Regions from separate parts of the Homo sapiens genome. Here all the other regions are linked to region 2. The links are chromatin loops, found by intact Hi-C in ENCODE. Cell type or tissue: PC-9. All regions are shown on one strand. Region 1 has its middle 37 kb from the start of ARHGEF10L. Region 2 overlaps ARHGEF10L (Rho guanine nucleotide exchange factor 10 like). Region 3 has its middle 19 kb from the start of ARHGEF10L.

Region 1 (2,500 bases), 86 kb after region 2:
CTGATCTCAGGTGATCCACCTGCCTCAGCCTCCCAAAGTGCTGGGATTACAGGCATGAGCCACTGGGCGCAGCCTAGGGTTGCTAATTATGGCAGCACCACCAGGCCCGTTCCAGCTGATATTCTCCATGTCAGACACTGTGAGAAGAATCTTATGAACATTTAATTTATTCCTCATATTGCTTCTCTGGGACAGAGACTACTATCATATAGCGTTACCTGTTTCACAGATAAAGAAATTGAGGCGGCCGGGCGCGGTGGCTCACGCCTGTAATCCCAGCACTTTGGGAGGCCGAGGCGGGTGGATCACGAGGTCAGGAGATCGAGACCATCCTGACTAACACAGTGAAACCCCGTCTCTACTAAAAATGCAAAAAAATTAGCCAGGCGTGGTGGCAGGCGCCTGTAGTCCCAGCTACTAGGGAGGCTGAGGCAGGAGAATGGCATGAACCTGGGAGTCAGAGCTTGCAGTGAGCGGAGATCATGCCACTGCACTCCAGCCTGGGCAACAAAGCAAGACTCCATCTCAAAAAAAAAAAAAAAAAGAAAAGAAATTGAGGCTCACAGAGTATGCAAATGGACCATGACCATTTCACTATAATTGGCCATATCAGTTAATTGTTGCTGCATAATAAACTAATCTAAATGGAATGACTTATAAAATGATAAGCCTCTATTACAGTTCAGGATCTGCAGGTTCGCCGTGTGGTTTTGCTGGCCAGGGTTGAGCTAGGTTGAACTCAACTGGACTTGGCTTTCTCAGGAGTCTGCTGTCAGCTGGCAGGCCTGATGGGGACAGGCTGGTCTAGGATGGCCTTGCTTGGGACACTCTCCTCCTCATGGTCTCTCATCCCCCTGCACTCTAACCCAGGCTCATATCACACCAAGGTCCGAGAGAGAGAATGTGGAAGTGGGCAAGACCTCTTGAGGGCCTGGCTTGGAAGCCACAAGTCCTCACTTCCATCACTTCGTATTGGTCCAAAAGAAGTGGAAAAATATGCCTCAACAATGGGAGAAATGAAGCATGGTGGCTATTTTTGACACGCACACAGTGGTTGGCTCAGGACTGGAACACAGACCCGTCACTTCACTATTATGTCATCCTGACCCTACTTCCAGCTCAAATTGCCAACAGGCACCTTGTTGAGGATGGAACTTGCACTTCTTCCCTTTCCAGCTCAGGCCCATAAACATTCTTCTGAGGATGAGTTACCCCACGGAGAGCTTCAGAGGCACAACTTTTTTACTTATTTATACCTATTTGCCTGGCCACCCATGCATTTATGAGATTCCTATTGCAGGAATTAAATTCACAGCACAGGCAGCTGGGGCACAGGCAAGACATCACAGAAAGGAAAGCAAGTACGAGGAGGCCTTGGATCACATGGCTTGGCAGGGGCCCAGTCCCCAAGGGCCCAGTCATGAGTATCATGGATCATTCCCATTTATAATGCTGTCCTCACGAAACCATCTCCGCAGAAATCGGTCGAAGAAGGCAGCAGCTGCAGCCCCAAGGACTGGGAAACCACAGAGGGTTCTTCGATGCGCATGGCGCCCCCTGGCGTCGTGCACTGAGCAGCACCTCCAGGACTGCGGGGACTGTATGAAGGGCATGATCCTGTGCCCCTTACCCCGCCCCATAGGCAGCCTCTGGGCTTGCAGGTGTGGACCTTGAACCAGTCACTCAGTGTTCTGGAGCCTCAGTTTTCTTGTCCACTAATCAGGATTATGATGCTACCTCTCATCCTGGCTCCGAGGAATCAATGAAATAAAAGGTTAGAGCCTGGTGGTGGCCACAGAGCATCTTTTCCTCCATCCAGAGGTCAGTAGCTCCACCTCCCCAATCAGAAACAGAAACATAGCCAGGTGCGGTGGCTCACGCCTGTAATCCCAGCACTTTGGGAGGCTGAGGCAGGAGGATCACAAGGTCAGGAGTTCGAGACCAGCCTGACCAACATGGTGAAACCCTGTCTCTACTAAAAATACAAAAATTAGCCAGGCATGGTGGTGGGAGCCTGTAATCCCAGCTACTTGAGAGGCTGAGGCAGGAGAATCGCTTGAACCCAGGAGGTGGAGGTTACAGTGAGCCGAGATCGTGCCACTGCACTCCAGCCTGGGCAACAGAGCAAGACTGTGTCTCCAAAAAAAAAAAAAAAAAGAGGAAGAAAGAAACAGAAATATGAATGCCAACCAATGTGGAACTCAGGGTCAACCCTCACCATTAGTCTCAGGGTGCTCACCTGGACAATATACTCTTGTATTGCTCAAGTAAAAATCACATAGAAACCCTGCAGGAGATAAAAGATTTCTTTGTTTTGTGTGTGTGTGTGTGTGTTGTGTGTGTGTGTGTGTGTGTGTGTTTGAGACAAAGTCCCTTTGTCACCCAGGCTACCCAGGCTGGAGTGCAGTGGCGTGATCTCAGCTCACTGCAACCTCCACCTCTCAGGTTCAAGCAATTCTCCTGCCTCAGCCTCGATCCACCTGCCTCGGCCTCCCAAAGT
Region 2 (2,500 bases):
TACCTCTGCTCAGGGGCTTCCTCAGCAGGCACTCCCCCTGCCCCTCTGCCATCCTGAATGGAGAATTTCCATTCACTCGCTGAGCCAGGACCTGGCCCAGAAGTCTTCCCTGACGACCCCATCCTTGCTCCCCTCCAGTCAGTGTCCCAGCTCCCTGGGCGTCCGTCTCTGTCCCACTCTGACGCATCTGCATCTCCCACCAGACTGAGTTTCTCCACAACTTCACCCCTGGCCCACCCTGGAGATATAAACCCTTGGAAGACTGCAGCCATCACGGCCCTTCCCAGCCCAGGTGCAGGACGAATGGCTGCTGATTCATTTCAGGTCCCTAATCAGGAAGGAGAGGCTGGCCTCTAATTCTCACCTTAATTACATAGTAGCAAGCTCAGGAGAAACCCTCCCCAAGTCCACCCACTCTGGACAGCAAATGAGCACATGAAGGACTTCTCCTCTGGGGGCCTGGGCCTGCAACCTGCATCTCTGAAACCTCCCGTTGGGTGACACCACCCTGAGAATTAGCCCCTCTTGCTCAGTTTGGGGCACCCCAGGAAGACAAAGCAGGGCTCAGACATGCCTCCCCTCACCAGGGTAGTGAGGATTTAAACTCAGGGTTCCAGATGCTTGGGCCATTCATTTGGAGCCTAGACCCCTCCACTGCTTAGGCAAGGAGGCTCTAAACACCTGGTCCTGAGAGGCCTCAGCTCCCACCACCTCCAGTTACCCAATTACCCTTCCAACCCAGACCTGACTTGCAGAAGACAAAGAAGAACTGTGATAAAAAGCAAATGCCTTGATTAGGCACCTACCACGAGGCTGGGCATCTTACCCGATAGCCCATTTTACAGATGAGAAAACCAAAGGGGGACTTGACTGACATGAGGACCTGTGGCCAGTGTGGGGGCCACAGCCAAGACGCAGGCCCTCACCCCAACATCCAGGCTCCTAACCACTAGGCTACACTGCCTCTGACAGGCTCCCAGGCACAGAGGGCAGGGTCCCTAATAGCAACTGTCATAGGAATGGGAATGATATTAACAAGACAAATGGCAACTGCAAAAATAATTACAATGGGCTGCACCCCCCCCACCCTCAAACCCCCCCAACCTCCCCCACTACACACACACACACACACACACACACACACACACACACACACACACACACTGGGGACCCTCCAGCTGTTTGCTTCTCCAAGACAAACCCAACAGAGGGGGTGCTCTCATTGTTTCCCCTTCAGCCGCAAACAGACTGACACTTGGAGAGTTTCTGTGACTCCTCCAAGGCCACAGAGGTAGGGTTTGGAGCCAGGCCTGCCTCCTGCGGTTTCAGAGGTTTGTGGGCAAAATAAAGGAAAAAGTACCATGAGTTTCTGGAACTGACCTCTTCCCCCAGGGCACAGGGCCTCAGTGAAATGCTTTCCTCCTTAGCCAAAGACCAGTCGGGTCCTCTGGGCCTCAGCTCCACCCCATCCCCACCCACTGCCCGGTGTCTCCCTGTTTCCAACCGCCAAAGCAAAGGAGCAAGGTTCACTTACCCTGTGCCGGGTGGAGCAGCTGCTGGGTCTGGGTCTGCAAAAGAAGAGCAGACAGAGAGCCTGTCAGGCCAGAGGCTGGCCCCAGGCACTCAGGCCTTCCCCGCCCCTTTCCCAGCCTCCCCAGGGGCGCCGCAGACAGGGCCTGGCCAGTCTGGGTGCCTGCTGAGCCCCGCCTCCCTCCCCCAGCCCTGGCTCAGTCATCAGCTCCCCTACCTGGCCTGCACCACCCCCACCCACCCCGTGGCCCACTTCCCAACTCCAGCCAGAACCCGTGGCAGCCACCCTGCCTGCTCTGGGCCTGCCCTCCACCCCCAGCTGCTCCAGGAGCCCGCTGTCCCCAAGCCTGCAGGAAGTTCCAGCTGGTCCAGTCCCCAGATTCTCTCTCTCAGATAACAGACTCTAAGAGCCCAGAAGCTGCCATTTAACACCAGCTTATCAGGGCCCTCCTGCCCCCCAGGGTTGCCAGCTCCCCAAGGCAGACAGGAGAGGGAACCTCTGGGAGGCTGCTCTTCTGGCTGGTGTGGATTCTTTAGGAGAAGCTGCAGGGAGGACTTCAGAGACACAAGCTCTGGGCAGCAACTGTCTCCAAAGCAAAACTCAGGCCAACCACTTCCATTTACAATGTGCCAAAGTGCGCCAGATGTTGCAGGAATGCTAGGAATTTCCAATTCACCAGGGAAGCCACAGACTGCAGCTTCTTCCCACTGGCTTTTCCCTTCCTGCTTTCTGGGGACAGCGGAGGGGCCACCAGGCATCCCTGAGAGCCTGGAGCTTCCGCCCAGTTCTCCATGCTCCCTGTAGCCCCAGGACCGGAAGTTCCCAGAAACATCTTACCAGTGACAGGGATGGAGTCCAAGTGGATCAGTGGGGGGTCTGTGTCCCTCTCAGGAGCAAGGCTGGGGACGCCCAGGGCTGCGCTGGTGTCCTCTTCATCATCACTGTCATCAAACTCAAACGCCTCTCCTG
Region 3 (2,500 bases), 68 kb after region 2:
TAAGTGCCCAGTAATTTGCCAGACAGTGGTCATGCAAATGAAAGAGGCTGCCTCCAAAAACATCGAGCTCTACGCCTGCAATCCCAGCACTTTGGGAGGCCGAGGCGGGCAGATCAACTGAGGTCGGGAGTTTGAGACCAGCCTGACCAACATGGAGAAACCCCGTCTCTACTAAAAATACAAAATTAGCCGGGCGTGGTGGCGCATGCCTGTAATCCCAGCTACTCGGGAGGCTGAGGCAGGAGAATCGCTTGAGCCTGGGAGGTGGAGGTTGTGGTAAGCCCAGATCATGCCATTGCACTCTAGCCTGGGCAACAAGAGTGAAACTCTGTCTCAAAAAAACAAAACAAAACAAAACAAAACAGTGAGCTCTCCATTCCCGGAGATAGTCAAGCTGTGGCTAAACAGCCACCTGTCAGAGGTTCATGGCCTGGATGACCTTCAAAATGCCTTCCAAATGTGAGCCCATAAAATCCCCCTGTGAAATGGCTCCCACCAGCTGCATTCCTCCTCCCTGCTGAGGCCCGGATGGCATGGGAGAGAGCCGAGTGGAAAAGCAGGGGGAAACAGCCTGGAACAGGCATGGAGGACCAAGGAAGGAGCCCTGGGCGGGGAGTCAGCCAGTCCGCCTTCCAACCCCAGTTCCAGCACCAATGCATCAATCCACCTCAGTTACTCCCTCTCCTCCAAGCCTCAGTTTTCCCAGCTGTAAAATGATGCCATTGAACTGAAGCCATCTCAAGCTGCATCCCTCACTCTGTGACCCTAAGAAGGAAGTGAGGGAAGTCCCCCCTACACACGCCCTTGCAGTCCACCTCTGCCGTTCTCACTCCAGGTTGCCGTGACCTGCCCTGCTAGGTGGCTGTAGGATCGGGGTCACACCCATAGAGGCACCCAGCACGGTTCTCCTCACAGAGTCCATCCCAAGGTGTCCCCAAGCTCCAGCACCTGCTGGGAGGGAGTAGGGTGCCCCAGGGCCTGACACACAAGGGTGTCAATGACAGCTGAGACCCCTCCCCCACGACCTCCAAAAGATTCTCCTCCAATTTAGCGAGGGGCAGAGATGGTTAAAAAGAGAAAGGAAACTGACCTCAATCCTGTGCAGTCCAATCGCAGTCCTCCGGGAAGGGAGCACAAGTGACAGGGGCAGCCCCCTTCTACTGGGAAGGGTCCCGTCTGTCAGTTGAAGTAGCAGGCAGGAGCCCAGAGGGTGAGTACGCTGGCTCCCCGGGCTGGGCCCACACAGAGCCCAGGTGTGTGAGTCACTCACTTGCCCGACCTGCTGGGCGGGCAAGGGCGGTAAGCAGGAGGACAGGAGGCAGCCCTGGCAGTCCACGAGGAAAAGCTAGACTGAGTCAAGCCAGCCGGGGCTGAGCCATCCATCAACCAGCCTGGGAGGACCAGGAAGCTGGCCTGGGTGAGGAAGGGAGGGGCAAGAACCAAGATGGGGAATCCAGAGGGGGGTGCCAAGTAGTAGGGCTGAGCTCCGACCACTGCCCGCTGGCCTGGGAAGGCACACAGGGCCTGGGTACAGGGCAGGGTTGGAGGGTCACCCATGGGCTGCACCCCTTTTAGCCAGAGAAGGTGGAAAGGAATATGCTTTGAAGTCAGAAAGATCCAAGTGCCAATCCCCGCCCTCTCCAGCCATGTGACATCATGCAACCGGCCTTGTCTCTCTGAGCCTCAGTTTCCTCTTTTTTTTTTTTGAGATGGAGTCTCTGGTCATCGCCCAGGCTGGAGTAAAATGGTGCGATCTTGACTCACTGCATCGCTGCAACCTCCACCTCCCAGGTTCAAGTGATTCTCCTGCCTCAGCCTCCCGAGTAGCTGGGATTACAGGCACCCACCACCATGCCCAGCTAATTTTTGTATTTTAGCAGAGATGGGGTTTCACCAGGTTGGCCATGATGGAGTTTCCTCCTTTTTTTTCATTTTCTTTTTTTGAGGCAAGGGCTCTCTCTGTCACACAGTGGCGGGATGATCAGATCACGGCTCACTACAGCCTCAAACTCCAGGGCTCAGGTGATCCTCCCACCTCAGCCTCCCAAGTAGCTGGGACCACAGGTGCATGCCACCACTCCTGGTTAATTTTTGTATTTTTTGTAAAGACAGGGTTTCACCATATTGCCCAGGCTGGCCTCGAACTCCTGGGTTCAAGTGATCCTCCTGCCTAGGCCTCCCAAAGTGCTGGGATTATAGCTGTGAGCCACGTGCCCATCCAGTTTCCTCCTTCTTAACCTGGGGTGATTATAATAGTCCCTACCTGATGGGGTTTTTGTGAGAATTAAATGAGACTGTGTAGGGAAAGGGCTCCTGGCTCCGAGAGAATTGGCCCTAATGGTGGCTCTGATTATGCTGATGCCTTTTTTTTTTTAGACAGAGTTTCACTCTTGTTGCCCAGGCTGGAGTGCAATAGTTCGATCTCGGCTCACCGCAACCTCCGCCTCCCAGGTTCAAGCGATTCTCCTGCCTCAGCCTCCCGAGTAGCTGGGATTACAGG

The links. Peaks named below come from ENCODE experiments on the same cell type or tissue, not always from the same donor. Only the 100,000 strongest peaks of a DNase experiment are listed, where the experiment ranks them.
Region 1: a loop joins it to region 2, with 4 times the contacts of the local background. A loop is called at or near these places in 11 of 110 quality-filtered maps.
Region 3: a loop joins it to region 2, with 2.0 times the contacts of the local background. A loop is called at or near these places in 15 of 110 quality-filtered maps.

What each region holds. Positions count from the first base shown.
Region 1 is chr1:17,501,554-17,504,053 of GRCh38, reverse strand. No RefSeq gene overlaps it. Among named protein-coding and RNA genes, the nearest start is that of ARHGEF10L, 37 kb to the left of the region's middle. In PC-9, a CTCF peak has its summit at 1,552 (motif pointing left); a DNase peak (open chromatin) is centred at 1,573.
Region 2 is chr1:17,587,514-17,590,013 of GRCh38, reverse strand. It overlaps ARHGEF10L (Rho guanine nucleotide exchange factor 10 like), which reads right to left. Exons shown (of 29, transcript NM_018125.4): 3 at 2,369-2,500; 4 at 1,535-1,568. Among named protein-coding and RNA genes, the nearest start is that of ARHGEF10L, 49 kb to the right of the region's middle. RefSeq lists enhancers at 1-110, 677-1,242. In PC-9, no CTCF peak of the experiment used is centred here; a DNase peak (open chromatin) is centred at 1,353; H3K27ac peaks cover 1,269 bases.
Region 3 is chr1:17,519,049-17,521,548 of GRCh38, reverse strand. It overlaps a transcript of ARHGEF10L not described here. Among named protein-coding and RNA genes, the nearest start is that of ARHGEF10L, 19 kb to the left of the region's middle. RefSeq lists an enhancer at 1-259. In PC-9, no CTCF peak of the experiment used is centred here; a DNase peak (open chromatin) is centred at 1,308; H3K4me3 peaks cover 936 bases; H3K27ac peaks cover 1,110 bases.